Regions from separate parts of the Homo sapiens genome. Here region 1 is linked to region 2. Evidence: read pairs that join two places in POLR2A ChIA-PET (ENCODE). Cell type or tissue: PC-9. All regions are shown on one strand. Links, peaks and the distances in the headings refer to the core of each region. The heading gives the core; the rest is flanking DNA. Region 1 overlaps SH3TC2 (SH3 domain and tetratricopeptide repeats 2). Region 2 has its middle 64 kb from the start of ADRB2.

Evidence for each region. Peaks named below come from ENCODE experiments on the same cell type or tissue, not always from the same donor. Only the 100,000 strongest peaks of a DNase experiment are listed, where the experiment ranks them.
Region 1: POLR2A ChIA-PET joins it to region 2 with 5 read pairs; 3 of 35 experiments call an interaction of 5 or more read pairs at or near these places.

The regions. Positions count from the first base shown.
Region 1 is chr5:149,027,531-149,032,910 of GRCh38, forward strand. It overlaps SH3TC2 (SH3 domain and tetratricopeptide repeats 2), which reads right to left. Exons shown (of 17, transcript NM_024577.4): 9 at 4,024-4,157; 10 at 1,147-1,188; 11 at 1-1,024. Among named protein-coding and RNA genes, the nearest start is that of MIR584, 32 kb to the right of the region's middle. RefSeq lists an enhancer at 3,591-3,760 and a cis regulatory region at 3,676. In PC-9, for the core only: no CTCF peak of the experiment used is centred there; DNase peaks (open chromatin) are centred at 3,101 and 3,661; H3K27ac peaks cover 2,036 bases.
Region 2 is chr5:148,760,203-148,765,582 of GRCh38, forward strand. No RefSeq gene overlaps it. Among named protein-coding and RNA genes, the nearest start is that of ADRB2, 64 kb to the right of the region's middle. RefSeq lists an enhancer at 773-852. In PC-9, for the core only: no CTCF peak of the experiment used is centred there; no DNase peak of the experiment used is centred there.

The sequences.
Region 1 (5,380 bases), core at 60-5,059, 270 kb after region 2:
GCAGAAACTTCACCCCAGCCTGGGGAAGGAAAGCCAAGGAGCTTGGTTGTGTTCTGGAGGACAAGGTGGACCTGCCAAATAGGAAGAGACATCCCTTGGGCACTCTGGATACCATGTTGCTGGACAGAGGCCACTGCAAGGTGTGGAAGATATTTCTTGTCATACAGAAAACTCAAAACACTGGCCACAGCCTCAGAGGCAGGAGGGTGTCCAGAGAGGAGCTGCAGGCGCTCGGCAAAGGGCAGGACCTCCTCGTGCCGGCCTAGGCTCAGGAGCAAGCGGATGGCCAGAAAGCAGGCCCTGGCCTCCAGCGGGCTGCTGCCCACCACAATCCCCTGGCGCAGCACGTAGGCCACCACGTCGAGTTCATGCTTGGCACTAGACTCACGGTCAGGCAGGCAGGCCAGCAGGGCACCTGCCTTTTCCAACAGGGCGGAGCCTTTATGTCTCAGCCTCTGTTTCAGGTAGATGGCAGCCAAATTGATGTACAGAGTGGCCACCAAGGATAGGTCCTCAAATGCTCCATTGAGAATGTGGATGGCCTCCTCGAAGTACACCCTGGCCTGAGAGAGTTTGACCTTCCTGATGCTCAGCCGGCCCAGGAGGAAGCAGAGACGGGCATGGGCCCAGGTCATGTGGCTCTTCTTGGCCCACTTTCTTGATGCCTCCAGGTAGGCCACAAACTCATCCTCCTCAGAGAAGCTATAAAAGGAAGAAGTGAGGAAAGAGAAGGAGAAGTCATAGAGACTCTTAAAGTGGTCAGCATAACCCTCATGATCCAGAAAAGCCAATATGGGGGCGAAGTTCTCAGCCTCCTCCTCCTGACCAGTGCTTAGGTCCATGAGCAGTTCCGGGTCATCAAGGTCATCAGGCTCCGGCAGGCGATAGCTGTCTGAGGTGGCCGAGAGGAGCTCCTCCTCCAGGCTGGAGTCCTCAGAGCTGCTGGACTGTCTGGACCCCACGGCCTGATGCTCCTCCCAGGCTCTGCCAGGCCTGACCTCCTTGAAACCTTCAGGCTGGGATGCTGTAAGGACAGGCAAAGTTGAGCAACCTTGGGCACCTGCACCTAAGGTGGCCGCTCTTGGCAAGAGGACAGAAGTGCTGTCCTCAAGGATGAATGTCAGGTTCAGCATGATCGCTACTCACCACTCAGATCATTTGGAGGATTCTGGATGGATTCAAACCCACCTAAGTAGAGATGAAGAACAGGTCTGGTGTTAGGTCAGGATGGGCCACCATGCCCATGCCTCCAGGTGTACCCCAGATCAGTGGCCTCTTAGGAGCCTTGGCATTCAAGACCTTCAGTCATCATTAAGGAACAGGGCAGAATTATCCTTTCACCCATCATCTTAAGAGCTGTAGGGGCCTAATCATCTTGTTTAACCCATGCACTTTACAGTTGGGAACCAAGGTATACGTGAAACTCAGAGTCCGAGAAGAAAACCTGGAAACACAGGCTCTATGTCAAGAGGTATGGGTACTGTAGGGGGGTGGGGGGTGGGGACAGTGGGGGTCCTGATAGAATCTGAAGATCAGAGAGATGCAGCTCCCAAATCTCTCAGCGAGTTCACGATGGAGCCAGGACACAACTCCCAGCACAGAACACGTGGGAGCACATGGTGCTGCCTCCCACTTCTAAATGTATCACATCCTTCCTTCTTGCCTCCTCCATTCATTCATGATTCATCCACTTGGCAGACATTGGTTCCATGTGTCCACTGGGCTGGACACTGTGTTTGTAAAAGTGGCAGGGGCGAGGGGCCAGAAGTGAAGGGCGAATAAAAAGGAGCAAGGATGCATCTGAGACTGAAGTAGAGGATGGGAGAATCTGGAGTGCAGTTTTAGACCTTTGGGGTTTGAGGTAGCTGCAGGAGCTCTAGGCAGATAATGATGTAGGTCTGGAGCCAAGGAGAAAAACTGAGACTTTGCAAACACAGGTTTGTGACCCAAAGCAGGTCACAAATTGCTGGCCAGAGTCCCAGGACTAAATGTAATCACACAGGTGAGGCATCTGGGGGAAAAGAAAAGCAGCAGGGGAGTGAGGGAGTGAGGGAGTAGGGGGAGTTTGTTAATAAGCCTGGGCAACTCACTGGCAGCCAGTAGCCAGTGAGGGAGACTGAAAAGGCACAGTCAGAGAGAAAAGGGGGTTACAGAGGCCAAGGTGACTTAAAACATAACCACCTATTGCCACCAAGTGCAACCGGACTAGGTAAGAACCAAGAAGACACCTTGGGTTTGGCAGTGAAGAAGTGACCACTGTTGGCTAAAGCAACCACAGTGGAACTGTGGAGGTGAAGGCTAGCTTCACACTCCACAGGATGGTAGCTGCTAGAGGGAAGATTCTACCTCTTCTTAGCAGAGAAGTAACAACTGTCTGTGCCACCACCCTGAGTTCTCTAGTGAACTTTGAGGACCAGCAAGCCCCTCACCAAGTCAAACCTTTTCCTGCTGTTCTCCAGGATGGCATCTCCAGAGATTGTCATTGCAGAACCTCCAGATCTGTAACCCCCAGAGGGTAGAAAGCCCCGCAGCTAAAGATGAAGAGCTATAGAGCTTGGCTAAGGAGAGCTGTTCAAATGCCCTGGCCTCTCTGATGTGGAGGGGTACACGCCCCTCTTGGGCCACCTCTTCTCTTCTGGCCAAGAGTATGAGTGATGCGCAAGTTACAAAATGGTGTCCCCTCTCTAGGAGGAAGAATTACAAAGGGCCATCCTTCCCTATGGTATACGCCTTGGGGAAGCTGCAATTTACCAACAAGATGTTCTCCTGCTGCTTGTCTTGGTGCTGGGGCAGCCTGCACAACCATAAGGTGCGGACTGCACGCCGCAGAGCTGCACTCCTGATCTTTGAGTGAGAGTCAAGTGCTGTCTGGGGCCTCCTCTTACATCCTCCCCACCACTGGACCAACAGCTGGCAGAAATCATGATCCAAGTCTGTGCCCAGGCCTTCTCCCCAAGGAACACTGCTAGTACACCTCAATTTTCAGACATCAGGCTCCCGCCTACTGGGCAGTGTTTACAACTCTAGCTTCCTGCTCAACCTCATAAGGCAATATGATCTGCTTGTGGCTTGTGGCAAGAAAGCTCTGCTAGGGCAGGGTGCTTATGCCTGAGGCATGTGCTTTCACAAACACTCTTTATGCACGGACATAGCTCTCAACTCCCTGCTCTACTCCTGGGAGATGGCCTGAGGGCCCCTTCAGCAGAATCTCTAGCTGTATCCATAAAATATGGATCATCTAATCTGGCTACACAAGAGCGGACACAATGTCACCATCAATGAAGAGATGGGAGAAACAAAAATTCTTCCTCAAGTCACCATCAATGAGAAAATGTACTCCCTGACACACAACAGTAGGCCTTTCTCAAAGTAAGAGTATCATTCATTCAGTCAGTCAGTCCTTCAGACACTGCTCAAAACCAGTCAGTTTGTCAGAGGAATCTTTCACAATTGTTGAGATCTGATCCCATGACACAGAAAACATCCAAGACTAACACACCCAACAACTCAAAGTCATTTTGTGTCAGGGGCAGTGTGGTAAAGTGGATTGCTCTGACTAGCAGTTCTTATCCTAGCTCAGGCACTAATTCGTTTAGGCCTGTTTCCCAATCTGTAATGTGAGACAAGAAATCATCTCTTAAGGCCTTTTCACAGCGGTAACATTTACAGCCCCACCCATCTCACTGGGGGCTTACTTCAGTCCTAGAAGGTACCTCAGCCAGGACTCAGGAAGTTCTCCTCCCCCAAGATTAGGAGGGAAGACCCAGTACAGCCAGTCACCCACGGTATAGGTGAGTTGGTTTCATCATGTCTCATAGTTCCCCTGAAACCCCAGAATTACCTGAAATCTAAAGTGAAATGCTGCTAATCAAATATGATTCAGGTCGTCAACAGAATAGTGGTCATGGCCACCCAAATTCATGAATAGGATTAGAATTTAGGGGTATTCTATTCCTGGTTAGGGACACTATCTTATTCTTGAGGACCCCAGGCTTTTGAAGGTGTCTGAGGACCAACACTCACTGAGCCGGTAGACAGATGTGATGTCAGTGCGAGCAAGAGTGTGGAGGAAGCTGGAACACTCAGTCTGCTTATCACTTCCCAGGGCCAACAGGGAGCATCTCTCCTCATCACTGAGAAAGGCAGAGTTCCTGCTCCTGCATCGGGGCAAAAAACACAGAGACAGATTACTGCAAGGCTTCAGACTCCATCTCCTCTTCTCTCCACACTAGGATGTAGTGGAGGATGCAGAAAAGTCATCAAACCAACTTCCCGCAAATGAAATTAGATTCCTCATCTCACCATTGCATACTGTATTTATACTGCCAAAAAAGAAGAGCTACTAGCACATCATGCTGGGAGAACTGAGGGGTGTGGTTGTCCAGTAGGTCAAAGTGGGGATGAAAACACCCCTTCTCTTAAAACCCCATCTCCCAAGAAAAACAAAGCCCCTTCTCTCAACCTCTACCCATTCTTTGAGACACCATGGTACCCATTTTTAATGGAAGAAAGAGGAATCAATTGCCCTAAATGGAAGGGTTGAAAAGGGACCATTAAAAATTTTATTTGTCCTTAGGTTACTTCAAGAAAAAGCAAGGGACAAGTGACACAATCTAGAAGAACAATGAAGAAAATCTGACCATGGTCAGAGGAATCTTTCACCATTGTTAAGGTCTGATTCCATGGCATAGAACAACAGTTTAGTCAACATTAAGAGGATTGGAATCGCTAAGGGAAAGAAGTGGGTAAAAGGAAGATTAGGGGAGCTGAAAGAAATCATTATAAGCAATAAAGATCTTGATACTCATGCTGTTGTGTAAACTAACTGTTAAGCCTAATTTGCTTACTAGAGATTTGTTATAGAATTAAATAATAAAAAACTAGAAGTGCCTTAGAAGCTACTGGGTTGCATCTATCTAAACAATTTTTTAGGCCACTTTTAGTTCTAAATAGAGAATGTTTTAATGTCAGAACCCATTTTGAAAACAAAATTAACTTGGAAGCCCAGGAGTTAATAATAGCTAATACTTTGGGAGGAAGTGGTATGAAGAACCAGATACTGTTATTTTATTTAATCCACACATTTGCCATACAAGGCACGTACTACTCTTATCCTTTTTACAGACGAATAAACTGAGGCACAGCAAAATGAAGTTGGTGGTTAGGGAGTGGTAGAGCAGGACATAAGAACTTCTCTAATTAAAGCAGTGTTCAAGGAGGGGATGGGATGGGGGTACTGTAATCAGCCATTACCATTTGTCCCCATAACTCAGGTAAATGTAGTTTGAAAGCCCATGATGAGAACACTATTAATAGTACCACACTGACTGGGCCCCCATCTCCCTGGGCTGATCGCCAGATTCCCCCCAACACCACGGAA
Region 2 (5,380 bases), core at 303-5,302:
GAAGACAGTTCCTGAAGGTACAGGTAAGCAAAAATAAGATAACACATTTTATTGAGTGGGTACGTGTGTGTATTTTCAAAAATGTCATAACCATTATAAAAAGAAAACTGTCTTAAGCCACAAAATATTTAATGGAGTAAATATGTGAATTATACTTTTTGTTTATCTCTGGTCTTAACTGCCATCTCTGCTAAGAAAAAAAAACAAAAACAAAACATGATTTTCTTTGTATTACATGATTTGATAAGAGTCTCAACTGAATTTTCATCTTAGAGTCAAAGCTTTTCTTTGGCATACTTATATCTGGTGCCTTAAGGATCTAAAAGTATGAGGCTAAACAAACTCCCTGCCTCCCTCCCTCCCTCCCTCCTTTCCTTCCTTCCCTCCCTCCCTTCCTCCCTCCCTTCCTTCCTTCCTTCTTTCCTTCTCTCAACAAATATTTATTGAGCCATCACCATATTTCAGGCTATGTACTAGGTGTTGCTGATATAACAGCAAGCCTATTGGACATAATCCCTGTCCTAATAAATTCATAGTCAAATAAGCACTCCTGTTGAAAAACTCAGCTGTATACGCTGACCAATCAAAACCTCAATGTCTTTAATTTTCAGCTAATATAAGAAAAATACTGTTGAGAGAGAGAGAAAAACAATGTATCCTATTTTATCTCTCAACTCATAGTAATTCCTGTTTCTTTAATTCTTGGTCTTCAAAAAAAGAAAGAATTGTGGGTCAGCATTTATCATGCATCTATAAGAAGTGGGCAGCACCCTCATCAGCAGTGCTAAAAGATGTGCAGTGATTCCCTCTCAAATGGAGCCACTGTAAGAAAGTAATTATGTTATGTGAATCACCTGATTCTGGCTGACCTACAAGTCACAGTAGTCCTCCCAACTTCTTCAATGCTAGCACAAAGATCAGTGGGTAAGCCTGGCCCTAACCACACATAGTGTTCTTGACCACAGTGTTGGTTTCACAGGAGTGCATGTAACCTCTTCTGGGCCAATCAGAGCTCTTCTTTGAGATTTTCTGCTTGGGAGCAGAATGAGAGTTTTTACTTCACCCTCTAGGTTCAAGGAACAGAAAAAATGCAAGCCTAAATTTGCCTGCTACCTCATTGTCCAAGAGATGAAAGATATCCACTACATTTGTAAAGAATGAAATCAACCCTCAGGGGGGAAAAAGAGACCTGAAAGAAGAGGAGAAAAGAAATGTCTCTAGGACATCATCTGAGCCCCTCAATATGGCTGTGCTTAAAGCCAAACCTAATAAATGCCATATTTTGCATAAGCTAGTTTGGGTTTAACCTCATGTCATTTGCAATTAACAAACGTTAGCAGCTTCTTTGGATTATTAATTGTTGCTTGTGAACGTTTATTAAAGGATATGTTTCCTAATGCTTACTTATTATTTAAAAGAAAACATGTGTGTCTATGTGTATGTATATATGTACAGGTATATGTATGTGCTTTCTTCTGAGCACATTAGAAGCAGGCAAAGAGGGATTCTAAGGGGAGCTTTAAGCCTTGAAAAGTATAGCTTCATCATAGATAAACAGGGCCTATCATGTCATTCAATGAAGCAGGTGAGTTAATCCACTTGAAGAATATTTATTGAGCAGTTATCTTTTCAATTTTTTGAGTCTACTAGAACAAACATGCCACATTTTTTTTACATAAAAGGCACATACCATATATAATATTTAGGATTTTTTTCTAGTCACTTAACAATATATTTTAGAGCTACAATAAAACTCTACTTCATTCTTCCTTTATGGCTTTTTACTTTACTACTAAATAAATGTTTTATATTTTAATAGTTGTCTATGAATGGAAAACTATTATTTTTAGTTTCTTGCTGCTACACAAAAGTAATTATGATAAATGGTCATGTAGGTATATCTTTGCTCTCCAAAAAGTTGGGCATTTAGAAGTTGAGCAGATTTTGCCCAATTCTTGCTCAAAGACCTTTTACCAAATTGTACTCACACCCACGGTGTATGAAAGTGAATCTCTGCACCCTTGGCTATGCTATATTGTCGTTTTTTAAATCTTCATCCATCTTATGGATGAAAAAAAGATATTTCAATGTTCTCATTTACATTTTTAAAATTATTCATGAACCTGATTATTTTTACAAATTTGGAAGCCATTTTATTTATTTTTCTGTGAATTGCCTGTTCATATTATTTATGTAATTTCATTGTTTTTCTTCCAAATTTGTCATAGCTCTTTAATATTGAAAACAAGTTCCCTCTGTTCATTTTTATGTGTTGCAATATGCTCTTGCTTTATTTGTTTATTTATTTATTTACTATGTGTATGGTATAATTTTCTACATAGCAGTTTTTGTTTTTATTTTTGAGACAGGGTCTCACTCTGGTCGCCCAGGCTGGAGTGCAGTGGTGTGACCTCCCAGGCTCAGATGAACCTCCCACCTCAGCCTCCTGGGTAGCTGTGACTACAGGTGCATGTCACCACATGCAGATAATTTTTTGCATTTTTAGTAGAGTTGGATTTTGCCATGTTGCCCAGGCTTGTCTCGAACTCTTGGGCTCAAGTGATTTGCCTGCCTCAGCCTCCCAAAGTGCTGGGATTACAGATATGAGCCATCCACCTGGCTAGTTCTTAATTTTTGTATCTGTAAATGTATCACTCTTTTTATAGCTGCAGTTTTGTGCCTTGTTTTGAAAGAATTTTCTCACTCCAAGCAAGACTTAAAATAAACACAGTATATCCACATTTTCTTTTAGTACTTTTATTAGTTCATTTGTATATTTAAAATTTTTATCATGATGGAATTTATGTGAATAAGAAAAGAATTGAATTTTATGTCTCCTCAAACTGTTCATGGTATAATTCTTCCTTTTCCATTGATTGTAAATACTATTTTATTGTATATTTAATTACTAATATATTTGGGTGTATTATTTAGTGGTTTACTATTTAATATGGTCCTGTCATTAATAAAGGCAGGTAGAAAACATCAAAGTAAAATGTACAAGCAAGTCAACATTGCTTCAAGTGCCATAAAAGTAGAAAGGCAAACAAATTTTCAAATATATGTTTTTTTCTTTACATATTTCTTCTTGGTTCTGATTACTCTCTTACTTATCCAACACTACAATGTTTCACATCTATTTTCTCATTTCATCTTAGGAAAGTGCTGCTATTTCTCTATCTTACAGATGAGGGAAACAGGTCTCAGAGAGGCCTTGTGGTTTGTTTCAGGAAACCTGATGGTAAGTAGCAGAGCTAGGAGTTAAAATGAGACTTTCTGATTTTAGGTTTCTTGTTGAATTCCAAGATTTCTTTTAGAAATCAGCCATCGCATAAATTACTCATGAATGACAGTCTCCCAATCTATTCCACTTTCTAGTATACCTGGCTTCTATTACAGTGAGTTTCCTTACAAGATCCTCAATTAGGCATCATTTTTCACCTGAGAAAAAATAAATCTTAAGTTGTGACAGTCAATATTCAATAAATAGCTGCTAAATGAATTAGTCCTTCAGTCCACCTCCCACTTTTTACGGAAAAACTGTATCTTCAGTGGGAACTTATCAATTAGAATTTGTCTTCAAAAGAAGAGTCTCTTGGGTTACTATATTGGTCCACAAACATTAATATTTAAATATTATCTCAAAAAATAGAGAATTTTGATTTTCAAAAGGATCTCCTACTCTCATTCTTATACCTTCAAACTTTTCAATGTGGTTGGAGATTTTTTTGTACTTTTTCTTACAGTTGAAATCCCCTGAGATTCAAAATTGATTATATGATCAAAAGTATTTCTTATTAGTTTTTCAACAGCCATATCTCACAGCAAAAGCCAAAGTAAGTCACCAAATCCTGTGAGACCTCCTGAGGCAACTCTCAGGTTTTGCCTTGGTGCATTGGCTGATATGTGAAGAAGCAGAGCTTATTTTCTTGACAAGTGGATTTGTACAATTTCAACATGAAGAATTATTCAATTCAACTTTTGACCTAGGTCTTTCCACACATTTCAGGGAGTTAGTTACAGAAAAAATTACACAAAAGAATGTTGAAAACTTTCTAGCAAGTAGAATAACAGCAATGTAAAATATAGTCATATTTACCAGAAGAAGTCAAGAAGACACCCAAGACCTTCAGGAGTTAGTGTGCAATAAGCGTTCTTTTAATCACTCATTCATTCATTTATTCATTCATTTGACATTTCAGATAAACCATGAACAAAAATGAATATGATATCTGCCTATATGCAGCCTACATTCTGATGGAGATTTAGGATTACCATGTTACAATTAATTTTCTGTTTGTTCCATTAATTTTTTGTCCTTCTGTTTTTCCTTTCCTGCTTTTGAGTTAGTTTAATATTTTTTAGAGTTTCATTTTAATTTTTCTATTACCTTTTCAGCTGTCCCTTTTGTGTTATTATTGTTGCTCTCCTTGTTGTTGTTATTCAAGTGGTAGCTATAGGGAATTTCAACATACATTTTTAATGTTTCAATCTCCTTAAAGTTATTGGTGTGCCACTTAATGTTAAATGAACAAAACTTGCAATCATATAAGTTCATTTACCTCCCAACACTGGTCTTTATGCTATAGTTGTTATTTTTTATGTATAGAAATGTTATAAGCCCCACAATTCAATCTTACAACATTTGCTTTACATAGCCATATGTCTTTTAAGAAAATTAAGAAAAAAATTGTTTTAAAAAATATTTACCTACACATTTATCATTTCTGATATTCTTCATTTCTTACAGAAGAAACATGTTTCAATCTGGTGTGATTTATCTTCAGCCTGGAGAACTTTTGAATTTCTTATGGTATTGTCTGCTGGTGATGAATTCTCTAGTTTTATTTTATCCGAAAATATCTCTGTTTCATCTTAATTCTTAAAGGATGATTTTACGGGATACAGAATTTTAAATTTAAAAGTTTAATTTTTCTTTTTTTCTTTCTTTCCCCTTTTTTTCTCTTTCTTCCTTTCTTTCTCTCTCCCTTCCTTCCTTCCTTTCTCTCTCCCTTCCTTCCTTCCTTTCTCTCTCTTTTTCCTTTCTTTTTCTCTTTCTTTCTTCCTTTCTTTCTTTCTCTTTCTTTCTCTCTTTCTCCCTCTTTCTCTCTTTCTCTCTTTCTTTCTCTCCCCTTCCCTCCCCTTCCCCTCTTCCCTCTCCTTTCTCATTTTACTTTTAGCACTTTCAAGATATAGTTCCATTCTCTTCTGGCACCTATTAGTTCTAATGAGATGTCAGAGAAAATTTATAATGTTCTGCCATGAAATCTGCCATTTTTCTCAGGCTAAATGCAAGATTTTTGAATCTGTAAATTTATTTCTTCAAAGATTTTTTTCCCTTCCAAGCTATCAGTCCCTTTTTCCTGGGATTCCAGTTTGG